Regions from separate parts of the Homo sapiens genome. Here region 2 is linked to region 1. Evidence: chromatin loops called from intact Hi-C (ENCODE). Cell type or tissue: B cell. All regions are shown on one strand. Links, peaks and the distances in the headings refer to the core of each region. The heading gives the core; the rest is flanking DNA.

Evidence for each region. Peaks named below come from ENCODE experiments on the same cell type or tissue, not always from the same donor. Only the 100,000 strongest peaks of a DNase experiment are listed, where the experiment ranks them.
Region 2: it touches region 1 in a loop (3-fold over the local background); 5 of 110 quality-filtered maps call a loop at or near these places.

Annotation. Positions count from the first base shown.
Region 1 is chr20:47,481,588-47,493,243 of GRCh38, forward strand. It overlaps the pseudogene RNU6-497P and the pseudogene RNU6-563P. Among named protein-coding and RNA genes, the nearest start is that of NCOA3, 14 kb to the right of the region's middle. RefSeq lists enhancers at 4,968-5,037, 5,638-5,967, 5,998-6,047 and silencers at 6,258-6,307, 6,328-6,387. In B cell, for the core only: no CTCF peak of the experiment used is centred there; DNase peaks (open chromatin) are centred at 5,744, 6,194, 6,744 and 7,344; H3K4me3 peaks cover 1,348 bases; H3K27ac peaks cover 3,860 bases.
Region 2 is chr20:47,386,665-47,398,320 of GRCh38, forward strand. LINC01754 (long intergenic non-protein coding RNA 1754) reads right to left here. Exons shown (of 3, transcript NR_146496.1): 2 at 10,485-10,681. Among named protein-coding and RNA genes, the nearest start is that of LINC01754, 20 kb to the right of the region's middle. RefSeq lists enhancers at 5,354-5,483, 5,654-5,843, 6,104-6,153. In B cell, for the core only: no CTCF peak of the experiment used is centred there; DNase peaks (open chromatin) are centred at 5,707 and 6,237; H3K27ac peaks cover 2,041 bases.

The DNA of each region.
Region 1 (11,656 bases), core at 2,891-7,890:
ACCACTGTACTCCAGCCTGGGTGACACAGTGAGACGAGACTGTCTCAAAAAACAAAAACAAACAAACTGATTATATTGAAGTATCATAAAGCAAGTTATAGACATGAAGTCACCCACAAAACCTAAAAATGTCCACTTCCCAGGGGTTCAATTCTCTACTTTCTCTTGCTGTCCACATCTAATCTGTTTTGAAGTTTTTCTTGTCTAGCTTCAACATATACCCTGAACCCCCATCCTTTCTCCTACATCGTCTTAGCCCAAGCTCATATCCCCTCTCGCCTAGAATACCGCAGCCACTTCTCATCTGGTATCCTCTCCCAGTCTTGACCCAACTCCCCACACAGTCACAGGGGTTATCGTTGGAAAATGCAAGTCAGATCATATCACTCTGTTAAAAACACATCCAGTGGCTACTGCAATTAGAATAAACGGCAAACTTCTTTTATGACTGACAAGAACCTGCATGCCCAGACCCTGCCTGTCTGTCTGGCATTCTCGTTGCTTCTTGAGCCTTGTTTATCACGCTCAGGTTTACTGGCGTCTTCCTCTTTCTGCACATATCAAACTCTTGGTACTTGTAATTGTCTGGATTGTACCCCACTCCCAGCCTGAATTCTGTGCTTGACAAAAGGCTACCTTTTCTATCTACTTACCTAAAGAAAGTGAAGAAATGTCTAAGATGTGCTGGTAGGTGAAAAAGTAAGGTGGGAAGTACGTATTGCATACATGTTACCTTTTTATTTATTTATTTATTTGAGATGGAGTCTTACTCTGTTGCCCAGGCTGGAGAGCAGTGGCGTGATCTCAGCTCACCGCAACCTCTGCCTCCTGGGTTCTAGCGATTCTCCTGCCTCAGCTTCCCAAGTAGCTGGGATTACAGGCATGCACTATCATGCCTGGCTAATTTTTCTATTTTTATTTTTCATTTTTATTTCTATTTTTTTGAAACAGAGTCTCTCTCTGTCGCCCAGGCTGGAGTGCAGTGGTGCAATCTTGGCTCACTGCAACCTCTGCCTCCCGGGTTCAAGCGATTCTCATGCCTCAGCCTCCCAAGTAGCTGGGATTACAGGCACGTGCCACCACACCAGCTAATTTTTGTATTTTTAGTAGAGATGGGGTCTCGCCATATTGGCCAGACTGGTCTTGAACTCCTGACTTCAGGTAATCCACCTGCCTCAGCATCCCAAATTGCTGGGTTTACAGGCGTGAGCCACTGCACCTGGCCTAAAAATTTTGTAGAGACAAGGTCTTGCTATGTTGTCCAGGCCAGTCTCAAACTTCTAGCTTCCAATGACTCCCACCTCAGCCTCCCAAATACTGGGATTACAAGCATAAGCCACTGCACCTGGCCTCTATGTTACCATTCAGGAGATATATAGCCCTTTGCTTGTACATGATTCAACTACTTCTGAAAGCATACACAAGAAACAGTTAACTCTTGTTGTCTCTAGGGAAAGATGCTGGGTGTCTAGGGAAGAGTGGAAGAAAGATTTTTACCAGAAATCTTTTGTACCTTTTGGATTTTGAACCACATTATACCTGGTCAAAGTAAATTAACAAATAAATACCATCAAGACTAACTAGTTAAATAAGTAGTTCTGTGGTTATTCTGTGCCTGTCACAAGCTGTTTTTTTTTTTTTTTTTTTTGTAGCACTGATTACAATCTGTAATTATCTTGCTTTTGTGTATGTGTTAACTGATGTTTTGTCCCCGTCCCCGCTGGATTACAAAGTCCTGAGAAGAGAGACTGTTGCTGTTTGTGTCTCACCATTACATGCCTAAGAATTAGCACAGTGCCTGGTAAACGGCAGGATGTCAACAAATATTTCTCTGGGATTTTTTGGTTTTTGTTTTTTCTGAGACAGAGTCTCGCTCTGTCGCTCAACCTGGAGTGCAGTGGCGCAATCTCGGCTCACTGCAACCTCCGTCCCCTGGTTCAAGTGATTCTCCTGCCTCAGCCTCCCCAGTAGCTGGGATTATAGGCACCCGCCACCAAGTCTGGCTAATTTTTGTATACATACATATATATATATATATATATATATATATATATATATATATATGTATTTTTTTTTTTTAAGATAGGATCTTGTTCTGTCTCCCAGGCTGGAGTGCAGTGGTGCTATCATGGCTCACTGCAGCCTGGAACTCCTGGGCTGAAGTGCTCCTCCGGCCTCAGCCTCCCAAGTAGCCAGGACTACAGGCATGTGCCACCATACCCAGCTAATTTTTTTTTTTGAGACCGAGTCTGTTGCTCTGTCTCTCAGGCTGGAGTGCAGTGGCGCGATCTCAGCTCACTGCAACCTCTACCTCTTGGGTTCAAGCGATTCTCGTGCCTCAGCCTCAAGAGTAACTGGGACTACAGGCACGCACCACCATGACCAGCTAATTTTTGTACTTTTAGTAGAGATGGGGTTTCACCATGTTGGCCAGGCTGGTCTCGAACTCCTGACCTCAGGTGATCTGCCTGCCGCAGCCTCCCAAAGTGCTGGGATTACAGGCATGAGCCACTGCACCCGGCCTCCCAGCTAATTTTTGCATTTTTTGTAGAAATGCGGTTTCACCATGTTGCCCAGGCTGGTCTCGAACTTCTGGGCTCAAATGATCCTTCTGCCTTGGCCTCCCAAATTGCTGGGATTATAGGGATGAGCCACTGTGCCTGGACTGTTTTTTTTGTTTTGTTTTTTTTTTTAATATGAAACACTTCATGAATTTGCATGTCATCCTTGCACAGGGGCCATGCTAATCTTTGTGTTATTCCAATTTTAGTATATGTACTGCAGCAGGGAGCATAAATATTTGTTGAATGAATGAATCTTGTCCAGCAGGGACGAAGTGGAAAGGAAGGTGCAATACAATCACTTGTGGATTCAGGATCTGCATACCTGACCGGCAGACCTGCTTGCTGGCTTGGAACCTCCTGAAGTTCATGACTGTCTAATGAATTCTGAATCAGCCATCCTCTGCAATTTCCTTGCTATGTCGGAGTCAGCGAGATTCTATTACCTGCTCTGGGCCTTAGGTTTCATGCCTGCAAAATGGGCCGAGTGAAATAGATCTGTGTTTGCCTAACTGGAGTTGTTCCTGTTCTATCTTTATGATTTTTGCCATATCGTCTATATTATTTAGCATTTTTATATCTGTACCATCTATATTATTTACTTAACATTTTTCTTGCATCGGTTCACTTATTTTTAGCTATATAAATATTATTTCAAAAGGAAACCTTATGTCAATACATAAGCAGAAAACCTATACCTCTTGCCATAAATGGGAGCTAGAAGTAAAAATAAAGACAGTGAAACAACACAATGTGATTACATGCTGGCTAGAGACTGTTGCCTGTACAGGCTTTAGGGTCCAGATCTGCTTGTCCTTTGTCATAAAGGAGATTGGGCTGGGGGTGGTGGCTCATGCCTGTAATCCCAGCACTTTGGGAGGCTGAGGTGGGAGAATATTTTGAGGTCAGGAGTTTGAGATGAGCCTGGGCAACATAGGGAGACCCTTGTCTCTACAAAAAAAAAAAAAAAATTAGCAGGGCATAATGGCACCTGCCTGGGGTCTCAGCTACTTGGGAGGCTGAGGTGGGAAGATCACTTGAACCTAGGAGGTCGAGGCTGCAGTGAGCCACGATTGTGCCACTGCACTCCAGCCTGGGCAAGAGAGTAAGACCCTGACTCAAAAAAATCAAAAACAGAAAAGGAGATTGTACCACACTGAGACTTCCTACTAGAGGTAGAATTAGAAGAGGATTGAAAAAGGGGTGACTGAGGCCGGGCGTGGTGGCTCAAGCCTGTAATCCCAGCACTTTGGGAGGCTGAGATGGGTGGATCACCTGAGGTCAGGAGTTCGAGACCAGCCTGGCCAACATGGTGAAACCCCATCTCTACTAAAAATACAAAAAAATTAGCCAGGGGTGGTGGTGGTGCCTGTAATCCCAGCTACTCGGGAGGCTGAGGCAGGAGTGTCGCTTGAACCCAGGAGGCAGAGGTTGCAGTGAGCCAAGATTGCACCATTGCACTCCAGCCTGGGCAATGGGAGCCAAACTCCATCTCGAAAAAAAAAGAAAGAAGAAAGAAAGAAAGAGAGAGAGAGAGAGAGAGAAAGACAGAAAGAAAAAGAAAGAAAGAAAGAAGAGAAAAGAAAGAAAGGAAAAGGGGTGACTGGCTGGGTGTGGTAGCTCACGGCTCTAATCCCAGCACTTTGGGAGGCTGGGATGGGAGGATCACTTGAGGCCAGGAGTTTGAGACCAGCCTGGGCAACATCGTGAGACCCCCCCATCTCTACTTAAAAAAAAAATGAAAGAGAGATTCCTTTCCACAGTGCTTTTTAATGGTGCCCGAATATTTTACCAAAAATAATCTCATCTACACTAGGGGAAACATTGAGTTTAAATTGCTCATTTCACAAACGTAGAAACTGAGGCCCAGTATGGGGGTTGAAATTTTCCAGGGTAGTCATTTGGGAATTTGTCAAGTCTGGACTGTAAGCTTTCATAATAGGAACTGCATTGGCATGTGCTTGGGACAGGTCTGGTATACAGTGTCATTCAATAAATGAGTCCTGAGCCAGGCATGGTGACACATGCCTATAGTCCCAGCTACTCAAGAGGCTGAGGCTGGAGGGTCCCTTGAACCCAAGAATTTGAGGTTGCAGTGAACTATGATTGCACCACTGCACTCCAGACTAGGCTACAGAGTAAGACCATGTCTCTAGAAAAAAAAAAGTAATAATAAATAAGAAAAAAAGAGAAAGAAATTAGTTTTTTTTTTTTAGAGACGGAGTCTCACTCTGTTGCCCAGGCTGGAGTGCAGTGGTGTGATCTCGGCTCACTGTAACCTCTGCTTCCCGGGTTCAAGCAATTCTCCTGCCTCAGCCTCCTGAGTAGCTGGGACTACAGGCGCATGCTGCCACGCCTGGCTAATTTTTTGTATTTTAGTAGAGACGGGGTTTCACCGTTGTTGCCCAGGCTGGTCTCGAACTCCTGAGCTCAGGCAATCCACCTGCCTCGGCCTCCCAAAGTGCTAGGATTACAGGCGTGAGCCACCGTGCCCGGCCAGAAATTAGTTTTTATTTTATTTATGTATTTATTCATTTATTTTGAGATGGAGTCTCGCTCTGTCCCTTGGCTGGAGTGCCGTGGCGCGATCTCGGCTCACTGCAAGCTCCGCTTCTGGGGTTCACGCCATTCTCCTGCCTCAGCCTCCCGAGTAGCTGGAACTACAGGTGCCTGCTACCATGCCCAGCTAATTTTTTTGTATTTTTAGTGGAGACGGGGGTTTCACCGTGTTAACCAGGATGGTCTTGATCTCCTGACCTCGTGATCTGCCCACCTCGGCCTCCCAAAGTGCTGGGATTACAGGCCTGAGCCAGGTTCTTTATCAAACCTGCTTGTTTTTTGTTTTTTTTTGTTTTTTATGATATTATTCTGTTTGCATATTTTGGTACCTTCTTTTGTGTCTTTAATAATTATTAGCTCATCTTTCGATGGTTTTTGTGCAAACATGCTATTATCTGAAAGTACGCCTTTGCTTGCTGGGTTGACTCCTAGCTCCAGGAGGATGATTTCTATATTGTAATTTTGGATTACATGAGCCCCAAGGCCTGATTTCCTGCCCTTGTATTTGCATTGCATTAGGAGGTCTTTGCTTTCTGAGACCCGTGACACCTCCTCCTCTGGCATAGTATCTATCAGTTCACACTACCGGTTGGGTTTCAGTTCCATTTTTGTTTTTTGACATGGGGGATTTCCCTTTCTTTCCTGTGAACCCTGTGATTCATTTAAAAGAGTACTTGTTATCTTTTACTCAGAATTTCCAGATGTTTTTGCGGGTGGGGTTGAGTGTTTCAGGCTATCTAATCTGCTGTATTGCTGGAAACTGACCACCTTTGCGCTTTTTTTAGTTTCTTTTCTCTACCCCCTAGCTCTGAATATTCAGTTTCTGTTCTTTCATTTCCCACCCTACTCCCTCCTGTCTCATATATCTTTTATACCTTCAGCTTCAAATCCTTTTCTTAACAAGTTGATTTACTCTGGAGTTTCTAATTTAAATGCATCCCAGGTGGCAATCTCACAGGTCAACCTGGTTCCTGTTGGGCCAGATATTCTGGGTCCAGCTATCTCATAAATCACTTGCCCTGCCCATGCATTGGCTGCCCCTGGGGCTGATGCCCATGTCTGACACAATCAGCTGTGGTGTGAGCAGAAGTTGCCAGTCACATGGTACCAAAGAAGGTGACTTCTGCTCTGTCTTTAGAAGGGTCTGTGGGTAAGTGGGGCAGACATCATGACTGACATGTACAGTAACATCCTTAACAGGTTTGCAATGTAGTTGATTGATAATAGCCAGAAGGTTTAAAATATTTTTTTTTTTGAGATGGAGTTTTGCTCTTTTTGCCCAGGCTGGTGTGCAATGGCGCGATCTCGGCTCACTGCAACCTCTGCCTCCCAGGTTCAAGTGATTCTCCTGCCTCAGCCTCCCGAGTAGCTGGGATTACAGGCATGCACCACCACCCTGGCTAATTTTGTATTTTTAGTAGAGACGGGTTTTCTCCATGTTGGTCAGGCTGGTCTTGAACTCCTGACCTCAGGTGATCCGCCCACCTCGGCCTCACAAAGTGCTGGGATTACAGGCGTAAGCCACCACGCCTGGCAAATTTTTATTTTTTTTAAAGCTAGAATCTTAACTTGCCTTATACATTCACCTCTGGCATAGATACTGTTTGCATGCCCCAACATGGCTACTCCTTCCATGTTCCTACTCTGTAAGTACTAAATCATTGATAGAGGGTTTGTCCTCTCAAATAAGCTTACTGTCATCACTTTAAAACACTATTTCTTTTCTTTACTTTTTTTTTTTTTTTTTTGAGACGGAGTTTCACTGTTCTTGTTGCCCAGGCTGGAGTGCAATGGCACGGTCTTGGCTCACTGCAACCTCTGCCTCCTGGGTTCAAGCAATTCTCCTGCCTCAGCCTCCTAAGCAGCTGGAATTACAGGCACCCGCCACCACGCCTGGCTAATTTTTATATTTTTAGTAGATACGGGGTTCCACCATGTTGGCCAGGCTGGTCTCGAACTCTTGACCTCAGGTGATCCGCCCGCCTCGGCCTCCCTAAGTTCTGGGATTACAGGTGTGAGCCACCGCACCTGGTCCCCGAATTCATTTTTTAAAAAAGGAAGTGTTTTATTCCAGGGCTGGAGTCAGCCAACCTTTAAATGCCCCCGAAACTCTATATGATGGGATACCATGTAGCCAGTGAAACATTATGAAGCTGCTTAACATTCAACAGTTAAAAAAGATCTCCCAGATACTTTACTTTTAAAAGAAGTTGTGGATACATTGTAGGTGTATATATCAATGGGGTATACAGGATGTCTTGTTACAGGCATGCAATGTGAAATAAGCACATCATGGAGAATGGGGTCCAGATACTTTAAGTTAAAAAAAAAAAAAGAGATAAAGCAGTGTGTATAATAGGCCTTATTTTGTGTTACAAAAATGTATATATATATAGACCAGATGCGGTGGCTCACGCCTGTAATCCCAACACTTTGGGAGGCCAAGGCAGGCGGATCACTTGAGGTTAGGAGTTCAAGACCAGCCTGGCCAACATGGTGAAACCCCGGCTCTACTGAAAATTAAAAAAATTAGCTGGGCGTGGTGGTGCACGCCTGTAATCCCAGCTACTTGGGAGGTTGAGTCAGGAGAATTGCTTGAACCCGGGAGGTGGAGGTTACAGTGAGCAGAGATCACGCCACTGCACTCCAGCCTGCGTGACAGAGGGAGACTCCATCTCAGAAAAAAAAAAAAAAGAATATATATAAATACGTGTGTGTGTGTGTGTGTGTTTATTTGTAAATGCATCTCTTAAATAATACCTAAGAAATTGGCAATGGTGGCTCCTCTGGAAGAGGAAGTGGGTGGCTGAGGGACTTACATCGCATTTCCTTTGTAGAAGTTAAAAATAAATGAAGAGGCTGGGCGCAGTGGCTGACGCCTGTAATCAAAGTGCAAGCAGCAGTTTGGGAGGCCAAGGCGGAAGGATCACTTGAGGCCAAGAGTTCAAGACCAGCCTGAGCAACATAGTGAGACCTTGTCTCTACAAAAAAATTTTAAAAATTAGCTGGGTGTGGTGGTATGCGCCTGTAGTCTCAGCTACTCAGGAGCCTGAGAAGCAGTGGAATAGTTTGAGCTGCGGTGAGCTATGACTGTACCACTGTACTCCAGCGTGGGTGACAGAGCGAGACCTTGTCTCTAATAAAATAAAAAATAAGGGCAGGGTGCGGTGGCTCACGCCTGTAATCCCAGTACTTTGGGAGGCCGAGGCGGGTGGATCACCTGAGGTCAGGAGTTCAAGACCAGCCTGGGCAACATGGTGAAACCCCGTCTCTACTAAAAATACAAAAATTAGCTGGGTGTGGTGGCATGTGCCTGTAATCCCAGTTACTCGGGAGGCTGAGGCAGGAGAATCGCTTGAGCCCAGGAGGTGGAGGTTGTAGTGAGCCAAGATTGCACCATTGTACTCCAGCCTGGGTGACAGAGCGAGACTCTGTCTCAAAAAAAAAAAAAATAAAATAAAATAAAAGGAAGGAGGAAAAAAGAAAGGAAAGAGGAAGAGAGGAGGAAAGGAAAGAAAATATTGTCTGGGTACAGTGGCTCATGCTTGTAATCCCAGCATTTTGGGAGGCTGAGGCAGGCAGATCACCTGAGGTCAGGAGTTCCATACCAGCCTGGCAAACATGGTGAAACAAAAATTAGCCATGTATGCTGGCACACGCCTTTAATCCCAGCTACTCGGGAGGCTGAGGCATGAGAATCACTTAACCTGGGAGATGGAGGTTACGGTGAGCTGAGATCTCGTAACACTGCACTCCAACCTAGGTGACAGAGCAAGACTCTGTCTCAAAAAAAAAAAAAGAAAAAGAAAAAGAAAATGGGCCCGGAGTGGTGGTTCACTCCTGTAATCCCAGCACTTTGGGAGGCTGAGGCGGGTGGATCACCTGAGATCGGGAGTTCGAGCCCAGCCTGACCAACATGGAGAAACCCTGTCTCTACTAAAAATACAAAATTAGCCAGGCGTGGTGGTGGACGCCTGTAATCCCAGTTACTCGGGAGGCTGAGGCGGGAGAATCGCTTGAACCCGGGAGGCAGAGGTTGTGGTGAGCCGAGATCATGTCATTGCACTCCAGCCTGGACAACAAGAGCAAAACTCCGTCTCAAAAAAAAAAAAAAAAAAAAGAGAAAATGTAAGAATAGCTCCTAAGCCAAGCTGGGAAAATATTTGCTGAAGAATGGCAACACCTCACATTTATCTGTCTCTAGAAAAAGGCAAGGGTTAAGTCAGTTCCTCAAAAAGGCCACCTCAGAAGCCATGGCCTTTCCACTGGCAGTACTTCTCTCTTGACTTTACCCTTAAGAGGAATTGGGATCTCAGATCTATATACCAAGCCTGGCCCATATGTTTGAGGTCATGAAAAAGAATGTGGGGGCCAAAAATTCATCCTCCTAGCTCAGTGTCTTCAAGCCTTTGGCTGAATCGCAGAACAGCAACAAACATATTTCACATTGTGATTCAGTATTGACACTTGTATTTCTTTCTCTTTTTTTGAGATGGAGTTTCACTCTTGTTGCCCAGGCTGGAGTGCAATGGTGCGATCTCAGCTCACTGCAACATCTGCCTCCTGGGTTTAAGCAATTTTCCTGCCTTAGCCTCCAGAGTGGCTGGGATTACAGGTGCACGCCGCCATGCCCGGCTAATTTTTGTAGGTTTTTTTTTTTTTTTTAAGATGGCCGGCTAATTTTTGTATTTTTTTAGTAAAGATGGGGTTTCATCATATTGGTCAGGCTGGTCTCGAACTCCTGGCCTCAGGTGATCCGCCCACCTTGGCCTCCCAAAGTGCTGGGATTACAGGCGTGAGCCACCACGTCTGGCCTATATATATACATATTTGTAACACAAAAAAAGGCCTATTATACATACTGCTTTACCTTTTTTTTTTAACTTAAAAGTGTCTGAACCCCATTCTCTGTGATGTGCTTATTTCACATTGCAAAACTGTAACAAAACATCCTATGTACTCCATTGATATATACACCTACAATGTATCCACAACTTTTTTTAAAAGTGAAGTATCTGGGAGATCTTTTTTAACTGCTGAGTGTTAAACAGCTTCATAATGTTTCATTGACTACATGATATTCCAACATATATAGTTTGGCTGACTCTTGGTATCCCATCATATAAAGGTTGGCTGACTCCAGCCCTGGAGTAAAACACTTCCTTTTTTAAAAAATGAATTTGGGGACCAGGTGTGGTGGCTCATGCCTGTGATCTCAGCACCTAGGGAGGCTGAGGCGGGCAGATCACCTGAGATCAGGAGTTCAAGACCAGCCTAGATAACATGGTGGAACCCCGTCTCTACTAAAAATACAAAAATTAGCCGGACATGGTGGTGGGTGCCTGTAATTCCAGCTGCTTAGGAGGCTGAGGCAGGAGAATTGCTTGAACCTGGGAGACAGAGGTTGCAGTGAGCCAAGACCATGCCATGGCACGCCACCCTGCGCGACAAGAGCAAAACTGTCAAAAAAAAAAAAAAAAAGAAAATGAGTTTTAAAGTGATGGCAGTAAGCTTATTTGAGAGGATAAACCCTCTTCCAGTGATTTAGTACTTACAGAGTAGGAACATGGAAGGAGTAGAGATGTTGGGGCATGCAAACAGTTCTATGCCAGGGGTGAATGTATAAGGTAAGTTAAGATTCTAGCTTTAAAAACATAAAAGTTAAAACCCTGTGGCTATTATCAATCAATTACATGGCAAACCTGTTAAGGATGTTACTGTACAAGATTTTGCATGGACATATGTTTTCAATTCACTTGGGTATATACTTAGGGGTATAATTGATGGGTCATATGGCAATTCTTTGTTTAACACTTTGGAGAACTGCCCACCAATTTTGCGAAATGGAGTACCATTTTACAGTCCCACCAACAGTGTACAAATGGTTCAATTTCTCTACATTGTGGTTAACACTTAAAAAACAAAACAAAACAAAACAAAAAACTGGGGTCAGGCACGGTGGCTCACGCCTGTAATCCCAGCACTTTGGGAGGCTGAGGCAGGCGGATAACCTGAGGTCAGGATTTCAAGACCAGCCTGGCCAACACGGCGAAATCCCATCTCCATTAAAAATACAAAAAATTAGCTGGGCCTGGTGGTGGGCACCTGTAATCCCAGCTACTTGGGAGGCTGAGGCAGGAGAATGGCTCGAACCCGGGAGGCAGAGGTTGCAGTGAGCCGAGATTGTGCCATTGCACTCCAGCCTGGGCAACAAGAGCGAAACTCTGTCTCAAAAACAAACAAACAAACAAACAAAAACCAAAAAAAACCCCAAAACTGGAATGCTTCACAGAATTTGCATGTCATCCTTGTGCAGGGACCACACTAATCTTCTCTGTATTGTTTCAGTTTTAGTGTATGTGCTGCCAACATGAGCATAGTCCTTATTTTTATTTTAGCCCTCTTACAGTGGGTACTTTTAAAGCATTTGATAGCAAATGATTTTTTCTTCCAAGGCAAATATGTTTAATATGTAAGTCTAGAAAGGAAAAGCAAAACAAAAATGAGCTGGGCTTCAAATTCTTCCAGCTGTGGAG
Region 2 (11,656 bases), core at 3,577-8,576, 94 kb before region 1:
AGTCTTGCTCTGTCGCCCAGGCTGGAGTGCAGAAGTGTGGTCTTGGCTGACTGAAACCAGGCAAAATCTGGGCCGGGTGTGCTGGCTCATGCCTGTAATCCCAGCACTTTGGGAGGCCAAGGCAGGGGGATCTCCTGAGGTCAGAAGTTCAAGACCAGCTTGGCCAACATGGTGAAACCCTGTCTCTACTAAAAATACAAAAATTAGTCAGGTGTGGTGGTGCACGCCTGCAATCCCAGAGCTACTGAGGAGGCTGAGACAGGAAAATCGGTTGAACCTGGGAGGCAGAGGTTGCAGTGAACCGAGACCGCACCATTGCACTCCAGCCTGGGCAACAAGAGCGAAACTCAGTCTCAAAAAAAAAAATCTAAATAGGCCAGGCACGGTGGCTCATGCCTGAAATCCCAGCACTTTGGGATGCCGAGACAGGAAGGTCACTTGAGCCCAGGAATTCAAGACCAGCCTAGGAAACAGAGTGAGACCCTCCATCTCTACTAAAAATTAAAAAAATTAGCCCAGTGTGGTAACACATGCCTGTAGTCCCAGCTACTAGGGAGGCTGAGGCGGGAGGATCGCTTGAGTCTGGAAGGTGGAGGCTGCAGAGAGCCGTGATAGCACCACTGCATTCTGGCCTAAGAGAAAGAGCCAGACCCTCACACCTAATCCCAGAACTTTGGGAGGCCGAGGTGAGCAAATCACGAGGTCAGGAGATCAAGACCATCCTGGCTAACACAGTGAAGCCCCGTCTCTACTAAAAATACAAAAAATTAGCCGGGTGTGGTGGCAGGTGCCTGTAGTCTCAGCTACTCGGGAGGCTGAGGCAAGAGAATGGCGTGAACCTGGGAGGCGGAGCTTGCAGTGAACCGAGATCATGCCACTGCACTCCAGCCTGGGTGACAGAGCGAGACTCAAAAAAAAAAAAAAAAAAAAAAAAAAAAAGCCAGACACTGTCTCAAAAAAAAAGAAAAGAAAAGAAAAGAAAAACCTGAAATACTTATTTCAGCCTGATAGAGTCCATTGAGGAGAGAACAGGAACAGGAGAGAAAGGGGAGATGGTAGCGATAAACATGCCTTCGAGAAATTTTACTAAACAAAGGAGCAGAGAAATGGGACCCTCTGTGGAATGACATCCCCAGAGGTGTCTAGCTAGATAAGACAGTAAGATTTGCCGGGCACGGTGGCTCACGCCTGTAATCCCAGCACTTTGGGAGGCTGAGGCGGGCGGATAACTTGAGGTCAGGAGTTCGAGACCAGCCTGGCCAACATGGTGAAACCCCATCTCTATTGAAAATACAAAAATTAGTGGGGCATGGTGGGCAGGCCCCTGTAATCCCAGGCAGGAGAATTGCTTGAACCTGAGAGGTGGAGGTTGTAGTGAGCCAAGATCGCACCACTGCACTCTAGCCTGGGTGACAGGGCAAGACTCCGTCTCGAAAAAAAAAAAAAAAAGATTTAAGTGCATGTTGACACCTTGTATCGTCCCAGGATTTGGGGCCTGGGTCTTGCCTTGTTTCTAGATAATCTGGTTCAGTGCCAAGATTTTAAATAGCATCTCCATGCTGATGACTTCCCTATTCATATCTCCTGTCTCCTGCACACATCCAAATCTACAGACTGGCTGGCGTTCTCAGCCATCAATTGTCCAGAACAGAACTCTTGACTGGCTCTTGTCCCACCCTCTGCCCCTTCCATACGGCTTCATAAGGATGAGAGTAAGGAGTGGTCCTTGTTCTCTTTTTCCTCTCACTTGGCTTCCAGGCCATTAGCAAGCATTGAGGGCTCCCACCCTCACCCCCATCTCTACTGCTCCCATCTTTTAGTCTCTCTGTCTCCACCCGTGGCCCATGAATCACTTTTCCACTCAGCAGTCAGGCAGATCTGAAAAAGTAAATCAAGTCACGCCAGTCTTCTACTTAAAATTCAACATTTTTATCCAGGACAACCAGAATAAAAACCAAATTGGCCAGGTGCAGTGGCTCACGCCTGTGGTCCCAGCACTTTGGGAGGCCGAGATGGGCGGATCACGAGGTCAGGAGATCGAGACCATCCTGGTTAACACGGTGAAACCCCATCTCTACTAAAAATACAAAAAAATTAACCGGGCATGGTGGCGGGTGCCTGTAGTCACAGCTACTCGGGAGGCTGAGGCAGGAGAATGACGTGAACCCGGGAGGCAGAGCTTGCAGTGAGCTGAGATCACGCCACTGCACTCCAGCCTGGGCGACAGAGCAAGACTCTGTCTCAAAAAAAAAAAAAAAAAAAGAATAAAAACCAAATTTTTTTTTTGAAATAGGGTCTTGCTCTGTCACTCAGGCTGAAGTGCAGTGGTGTGATCACAGCTCACTGCAGCCTGGATCCTCCTGCATCAGCCTCCCAAGTAGCTGGGACCACAGGTGTCCCCCACCACGCCTGAGTTTCTTTTTTTTTTTTTTTGAGATGGAGTGTCTTGCTTGTCACCCAGGCTGGAGTGCAATGCCAACATCTCAGCTCACTGCAACCTCCACCTCCCGGGTTTAAGCAATTCTCCTGCCTCAGCCTCCCAAGTAGCTGGGATTACAGGTGCATGCTACCATGTCTGGCTAATTTTTATATTTTTAGTAGGGACAGGGTTTCACCATGTTGGCCAGGCTAGTCTCGAACTTCTGACCCCAGGTGATCCACCCACCTCGGCCTCCCAAAGTGCTGGGATTACAGGCATGAGCCACTGCACCTGGCCTAATTTTTTAATTTAAAAAAAATTATTATTATTATTATTATTTTTTGAGACGGAGTCTCGCTCTGTCACCCAGCTGGAGTGCAGTGGCATGATCTCAGCTCACTGCAACCTCTGCTTCCTGGGTTCAAGCAATTCTCTGCCTCAGCCTCCAGAGTAGTCAGGATTACAGGTGTCTGCCACCATGCCTGGCTAATTTTTGTATTTTTAGTAGAGACGGGGTTTCACCATGTTGACCAGGCTGGTCTTGAACTCCCAACCTCATGATCTATCTGCCTTGGCCTCCCAAAGTGCTGGGATTACAGGTGTGAGCCACTGCGCCTGGCCAATTTTTTAATTTTTATATTTGTTTGTAGAGATGGGGGTCTCCCTGTGTTGCCCAGGCTGGTCCTGAACTCCTGAGCTCAAGCAATCCTCTGGCCTCAGCCTCCCAAAGAGTTGGGATTACAGGTATGAGTCACTGTGCCTGGCCCCAGACTCTCTTCAGTGGCCTCCAAGTTCCTCCATGATCTTTTCCTGGCCTCTGATTTCATCTCATACATTCTCTGCCTTCTTCATCATTTTGTTCTCCAAGAGTCTATCCCCTGCCACGCCCACACCACCCCCACCACTGGCACCTCTTGAATTTCTCAAACTAAGATTCCTTTCCAATGGCATATTGCGTGGGATTCTCTCTTCCAGTATCTGCACATGGCCAGTTTCTTTTCATCCATCTCAACTTAAACATCACAGGTAGATGCTTTTGTGCAAACACAACCTCCCTGTCCACTCTGCCCCACATCCACATGTGGCCTTGTCATGTGGCCACGCCTAGCTGCAAAGAAAGCTGGGAAATGTAATACTTAATTGGGCAGCTCTGTGCTTCCTTTTAGTCACATCCCCCAAGGGCAGCACTATCTTGATTACTCACCGTGACATGCGATTTACATTTACACAAATAGCCTCCGGTTTTTTTTTTTTTTTTTTTTTTTTTTTTTGAGACGGAGTCTCGCTCTGTCGCCCAGGCCGGACTGCGGACTGCAGTGGCGCAATCTCGGCTCACTGCAAGCTCCGCTTCCCGGGTTCACGCCATTCTCCTGCCTCAGCCTCCCGAGTAGCTGGGACTACAGGCACCCGCCACCGCGCCCGGCTAATTTTTTGTATTTTTAGTAGAGACGGGGTTTCACCTTGTTAGCCAGGATGGTCTCGATCTCCTGACCTCATGATCCACCCGCCTCGGCCTCCCAAAGTGCTGGGATTACAGGCGTGAGCCACCGCGCCCGGCCGCCTCCTGTTTTTTTTTTGAGACGAGTCTCGCTCTGTTGCCCAGGCTGGAGTGCAGTGGCGCGATCTTGGCTCACTGCAAGCTCCGCCTCTCAGGTTCAAGCCATTCTCCTGCCTCAGCCTCCCGAGTAGATGGGACTACAGGCGCCCACCACCACGCCCGGCTAATTTCTTTTTTTCATTTTTAGTAGAGATGGGGTTTCTCCATGTTAGCCAGGATGGTCTCGATCTCCAGACCTCATGATCCACCCGCCTCGGCCTCCCAAAGTGCTGGGATTACAGGCGTGAGCCACCACGCCCAGCCAGCCTCCTGTTATTTATACTTACTCTTCACTCTGTTTTGAATATCTCTTTTACTCCAATGCTGATGAGTTCCTGTCACCTGGATTCCAGGACTTGCCTCAGATCCTAGCCTTCCAGAAGCCTAGTTTCAGCCTTTTTTTTTTTTGAGACGGAGTCTCACTCTGTCGCCCAGGCTGGAATGCAATGGTGTGATCTCGGCTCATTGCAACCTCTGCCTCCCAGGTTTAAGCAATCCTCCTGCCTCAGCCTCCCTAGTAGCTGGGATTACAGGCGTGCACCACCACGCCCAGCTAATTTTTGTATTTTTAGTAGAGACAGCGTTTCGCCATATTGGCCAGGCTGGTCTCAAACTCCTGACCTCAGGTGATCCGCCCATCTTGGCTTCCCAAAGTGCTGGGATTACAGGGATGAGCCACCACACAAGGCCTCCAGCCTTTCTTTTGAGTCAATAAGCTACACCATATTCTACCAATATTTTTACTTGAGTCAGCAGTGGTTTCCTACACCTGCAACTCAAGAACTCTAAGGGTTACTGCCTCCATTGTTTGTTAAGGCACCACAAGACTTTGCTGAACTGTACATAATGCTTTAGGTCAATAAAATAATCATCATCATAATGACAACTGAGGAGAAAGTCATGATAATATCAACCTATTGAGCACTATGGTTTTTTTGTTTTATTTTGTTGAGACAGGGTCTCTGTCACCTAGATTGGAATACAGTGGTGTGATATTAGCTCACTACAACCTCTGGCTCTTGAGCTCAAGCCATCCTCCTGCCTCAGCCTCCCGAGTAGCTGGGACTATAGGCACGTGCCACCATGCCCCGCTAATTTTTTTTTTTTTTTAAGTAGAGACGAGGTCTTGCTATGTTGCCCAGGCTGGTGTCGAACTCCTGGGCTCAAGCTGGGCTCAAGCTATCCTCCTGTCTCAGCCTCCCAGTGAGCACTATATTAGTTAGCACATAGATTCTGTACAAAGATCAAGAGAGAACAGTCTACTTTATTTCCCATTTAGTAGTCCATCTATAAGGGGTTGAGAGCTATTTGGGTGGCTTCCTGTTCTCTGGCTGGGCCCCAGGCTCCTCCTATCTTGTTGCTCAGTGTCCTCAACACATGGCTTCCACCTTAGGGACCAAGAGAGTCACTCCAGCTCCTGCAGGAAAGAAAGGAAGAGAGAGGGAGGGCACTCTCTTTTCCATTTATGGTCTTGGTCCAGGAAGTTGCCTGCATTACTTCTGTTCCCATCCCATTGGCCAGAACCTTGTCATGTGGCCACGCCTAGTTGCAAAGAAAGCTGGGAAATGTATTATTTAATTGGGCAGCTCTGTGCTTCCTTTTAGTCACATCCCCCAAGGGCAACGCTATCTTGATTACTCACCATGACATGCGTTTTACATTTACACAAATAGCCTCCTGTTACAGAGTTCTTTGGTTTTTGTTTTCACTCTGTTTTGAAGATCTCAACACGGGTCTCTGTAAATATCTAGTCCATTTCTTCGGCTTCCCCATCTTCTGTGCATTCACCACATTTTACCAAAGTACTCTCCTAGCAATGGCCCCCATATGGCCGCCTCCACACACATCACTGCCTCTTCTCCCCAGGAAGGAGATGCCGGGGCATAGGCTATGTGGGTGCAAAACACTGCCAGGTTGCTCTCCCACATAGCAGCTGCCAGCCCACACTCCTGCCAGGTGCATGTGGGGGTTCTATAGTCCCATAAAAGGTATTTTATTCATTTTTGTCATGTCTATAGTTGGACATCTGTTGTTTTTTGCATGGCCAGCATCCATTCTTCTTTTTTTGGTCACTGTGCCCTAGCATTCTTTTGGGAAACTACCTTTTCCGTCATTCTCAATCCACGTGATTCAGATGGGACTGAATCTCTTACTTACTGGTGTGACCAGGTGATGACACACTGGCCAACAACCATCTAGCACCTCCCAATCAATCCAGTGAAGGCATGTGACTCAAACTGAATCAAATTAGAGCCAGGTCAGGACTCTCACTGGAACTGTTGGGAAAAGGGCTTTCCCTTTCTCTGTGGGTGGTTAAGCTAGAGTGGGTAGAGGCCAAGACTGCTATGATCTCAGGGTAGAAGCTACCTGAGGGTGAAGCAGGCCTCCACAGAAGAAAGTATAGCTGAGAGATGAAGAGTGAGGGTAATTCTCATACTGTGAGAACCAACCATGCCTGAAGGCGACTTGCACTAGAGCTTTTATAAGTTACATAAGTTTCATAGAGTTACATAAGCCAATAAATTCCTTATTTATTTATTGAGACAGAGTCTCATTCTGTCGTTTACACTGGAGTGCAGTGGTACAATCTCAGCTCACTGCAACTTCTGCCTCCCAGGTTCAAGTGATTCTCCTACCTCAGCCTCCCAAGTAGCTGGGATTACAGGTGTGTACCACCATGTCCAGATAATTTTTTTATTTTCAGTAGAGACGGGGTTTCGCCACGTTGGCCAGGCTGGTCTCACACTCCTGGCCTCAAGTGATCCACCTGCCTCGGCCTCCCAAAGTGCTGGATCACAGGCGTGAGCCACCATACCCAGCCAAATTCTTTTTTACACAAGCCAATTTGAGTTGGGCTTAGGTCACTCAAAAGAAGTCAGACTAACCCCACCCATCCTGGTGCTAGGCATACAGTAGGTCATAGGACAAATGTTTGTTTTTTCTTTTTTTGGTAAAGAAAGGCAGACTTATTAGAGAAAGTATGAAGATACACTGCATGAAAGCAAAGGGCAGCACAGCAGAGAAGGGGCTGTCTGCAAATGTTTGTTGAATGAATGAATGAGCCCATGTGTGGGAATAAATGAGACATGACAGACAGCTACCCAGTGATGTGTAAATATCCACAGTGAGTTATCCAGGAGTTCAGGTGAGGAGCACAGGCTTACTTATTTTGCTAAATATGAATTCTAAGGCTAAACAAGACACATGTGAGCTCATTCACTCATTGCACTCCAGTTTTGTTCCTTTTGCTTTCAGATAATCAGATCACGACAGGCGCCGGCCATCACACCTGGCTTATTCTTGTATTTTTAGTAGAGATAAGGTTTCATCATGTTGGCCAGGCTGGTCTCGAACTCCTGACCTTAGGTGATCTGCCTGCCTCGGCCTCCCTAAAGTGTTAGGATTACAGGTGTGAGCCACCACGCCTGGCTCTAAAAGGGTATCTTTTTTTTTTGAGGTGGAGTTTTGCTGTTGTCACCCAGGCTGGAGTGCAATGGCATGATTTCAGCTCACTGCAACTTCCACCTGCCAGGTTCAAGTGATTCTCCTGCCTCAGCCTCTCGAGTAGCTGGAACTACAGGCACACGCCACCACGCCTGGCTAATTTTTGTGTTTTTAGTAGAGACAAGGTTTCAATGTGTTGGCCAGGCTGATCTTGAACTCCTGACTTCAAGTAACCTGGCTGTCTCGGCCTCCCAAAGTGCTGGGATTACAGACGTGAACCACTGCACCCAGCCAAGAGGGTATCTTAAGACCCCACTACATTCCCCCTAGAGGAATAGAGACTAGATAGGCACCACAGGACCCTCTATTCTGCAATTTTCTAGGTATGTTTTATTTTGAGCTGATTTTTATGAAAAGTGAGTACTGAGAAATCCTGAGTGTGGATATTAATCCCATACATCTTACAATGATTTAAATTAAAATTAAATTTGAATTTTTTTGGTCTTTTACTTGAGTATTTGTAAAAAGTAATAAATGTATTTCATTTTAAAATTACCAGTGTTCAGTCCAGGTGCAGTGGCTCACACCTGTAATCCCAGCACTTTGGGTGGCCGAGGCAGGAGGATCACTTGAGGTCAGGAGTTCGAGACCAGCCTGACCAACATGGCAAAACCCCATCTCTACTAAAAATACAAAAATTAGCCGGGTGTGGTGGCACACACCTAGTTCCTGCTCCTCGGGAGGCTAAGTCATGAGAATTGCTTGAACCCAGGAGGTGGAGATTGCAGTGAGCCGAGATCATACCACTGCACTCCAGCCTAGGCAACACAGTAAGACTCTATCTCAAAATAAATAAATAAATAAATAAATGTAAATAAAATTACCAGAGTTCAAGCACAACACAGGACATGTGTGACAGGCCTGTGTCCTTTGCATCTCTTACCTGTGATTTGCTTTTTTTTTGAGATGGAGTTTTGCTCTTGTCACTTAGGCTGGAGTGCAATGGCGAGATCTTGGCTCACTGCAACCTCTGCCTCCTGGGTTCAAGTGATTCTCCTGCCTCAGCGTCCTGAGTAGCTGGGATTACAGGCACCTGCCATCACGCCCAGCTAATTTTTTTATTTTTAGTAGAGGCGGGGTTTCACCATGTTGGCCAGGCTGGTCTTGAACTCCTGACCTCAGGTGATCCGCCTGCCTCGGCCTCCCAAAGTTCTGGGATTACAGGTGTGAGCCACTGTGCCTGGCCTCTGTGATTTGCTTTTGTATTGAGATACAGTCTCATTTTGTCACCCAGGCTGGAGTTTGTGGCATGATCATGGCTCACTGCAGCCTCAACCTCCCAGGCTCAAGCAATCCTTCAACCTCAGCCTCCCAAGTAGGTGGGACTACAGGTGCCTGCCACTACACCTGGCTAATTCTTGTATTTTTTGTAGAGGCAAGGTTTCACCATGTTGCCCAGGCTGCTGTGATTAGTTTTTGTTTTTGAGATGGAGTTTTCCTCTTGTTGCCCAGGCTGGAGTGCAATGGCACGATCTCGGCTTACCGCAATCTCTGTCTCCCGGGTTCAAGTGATTCTCCTGCCTAAGCCTCCCGAGTAGCTGGGATTACAGGCATGTGCCACCACACCTGGCTAATTTTGTATTTTTAGTAGAGACGGGGTTTCTCCATGTTGGTCAGGCTGGTCTCAAACTCCCGACCTCAGGTGATCCGCCCGCCTCAGCCTCCCAAAGTGCTGGGATTACAGGTGTGAGCCACCACACCCGGACTGATTTGTTTGGTTGGTTGGTTTTTTTGGAGATGGAGTCTCACTCTGTCGCCCAGGCTGGGGTGAAATGGCGCAATCTCGGCTCACTGCAACCTCCACCTGCCGGGTTCAAGCAATTCTCCTGTCTCAGCCTCCCTGTAGCTGGGATTACAGGCGTGCACCACCACACCCGGCTAATTTTTTGTCTTTTTAGTAGAGACGAGGCTTCACCATGTTGGTCAGGCTGGTCTTGAACTCCTGATCTCAGATGATCTACCCGCCTTGGCCTCCCAAAGTGCTGGGATTACAGGTGTGAGCCACCGCGCCTGTAGATTTGTTTTTTATCTATTTTTCAACTTTGAATTTCCAATTCATTAAAAAAGAAATCCTGGGGGTGCCAACTCTCTAGGAGCTTAATAATATTTCACTTCGGGCCTGGCGAGGTGGCTCACACATGGAATCGCAGCACTTGGGAGGCTGAGGCAAGAGGATCCCTTGAGCCCAGGAGCTCGAGACTAGCCTGGGCAACATAGCAAAACGCTGTCTCTACAAAATATGAAAAATTAGCAGGGTGTGATGGCACGCACCTGTACTCCCAGTTACTCGGGAGGCTGAGGTGGGAGGATCACTTGAGCCTGGGAAGTGGAGGCTTCGGTGAGCTGTGATCTCACCACTGCCCTCAGCCTGAGTGGCAGAGGGAGATCCTGTTTCAAAAAAAAAAACAAGATTTCACTTGAGGAACGGACTTTTGAATTCCCAAGCTAAAAGAAATCATAAGTATAATTATAATTATGGCATATTAGTGTTGCACCTAAGTAGCATAAGAAATGAATCAGGAACTTTTTGGGCTTTGGGCTTTAAATAGCAGAAACCATGATTTAGAATGGCTTACATGGCCAGGCACAGTGGCTCATGCCTGTAATCCCAGCACTTTGGGAAGCCGAGGCAGGAGAACTGCTTGAGCCCAGGAGTTTGAGAAGAGCCTGGGCAACATGGCAAGACCACACTCTACAAAAAATAAATTAGCTGGGTGTGGTGGTGCATGCCTGTGGTCTCAGCTAATCGAGAGGCTGAGTGGGAAGGATCACTGGAGCCCAGGAGGTCAAGGCTACAGTGAGCCACGTTCACACCACTGCATTCCAGCCCAACACAGGGCATGTATGACAGGCCAGCAACCTTTGCATCTCTGACCTGTGATTCACTTTTGTCTCATAAAAACAAAAACAAAACAAAACAAACAAACAAACAAAACAGAAGAAAGGAAAAAAAGAGTGGCTTACATTTTTTTTCCCCAAAAATCTGGAGGTAAGTATCTGCTGTCGCTGGCGGAACAATACCAGTGCTGGCTATTCTGTGATCATCTTGGCTTTTCTTCTTGGTAAACAAGATGGCTGCTGCAGCTCCAGGTATCATGTGAGTATTCAAAGCAGGAAGAGGCAGGAAAAGGGCTGGAGCCAGTTGTGTCTCTCCCTTTTATCTGGAAAGCAAACATTTCTTGGAAATCCAACAGCAGAGTTGGCAACTGCAGTTGCAAAGGAACCTGGGAGAACAAATGTGAAGCTTTCCAGCTTCTAAAATAGGAAGAAGAATGGCTGGGCATGGTGGCTCACGCCTGTAATCCCAGCACTTTGGGAGACCAAGACGGGTGGATCACCTGAGATCAGGAGTTTGAGACCAGCCTGGCCAACATGGTGAAACCCCGTCTCTACTGAAAATACAAAATTAGCCAGGCGCGGTGGCCTGTATCCCAGGTGCATGCCTGTAATCCCTGCTACTCGGGAAGCTGAGACAGGAGAATCGCTTGAATCTGGGAGGTGGAGGTTGCAGTGAGCCGAGATCATGCCATTGCACTCCAGCCTGGGCAACAACAACGAAAGTTCGTCTCAAAAAATAAATAAAAAAAAATAGGAAGAAGAAAAGAGTCACAGGTTAGGGATGGTAGTTGGCGTAGCTAGTAGGCTGTATCTGTCACAAGAAAGATCACAGAAGCCACAGTGTTCTAGAATATTGAAATCTCTTGTCCTCCTTTCAGTTCTTGTCCCTGAATGACAGACACCGCCAGAACTCACTTCAGGTCTATATGCATCCAGGGGCGACTTAATAGTAATTCACTATGTGAGTTATTAACGGTTATTAAAATGCAGCATTTGTGAACTAAAATTAGCCAATTTATCCATGCCTGTATTCTGCCAAGTCCTTCTGGCTGCCACTCAATGCTTAATGACCTTGCCTTTGCACAAACAGCTGAAGTGGGTATGGGGTTTCCTTTTGAGGTGATAGAAATGTTTTAGAACTAGATAGAGGCGGTGGTTACACAGCATTGTGAATGTGGTAAATACCACTTTGGTTAATTTTCCCTTATGTGAACTTCACCTTAATTTAAATGAAGGAGAAGGGAAAGGAAGAGGGAGAGGGGGAGGAGACACAGAAGGCAGAGGAAGGGAAGGAGAGA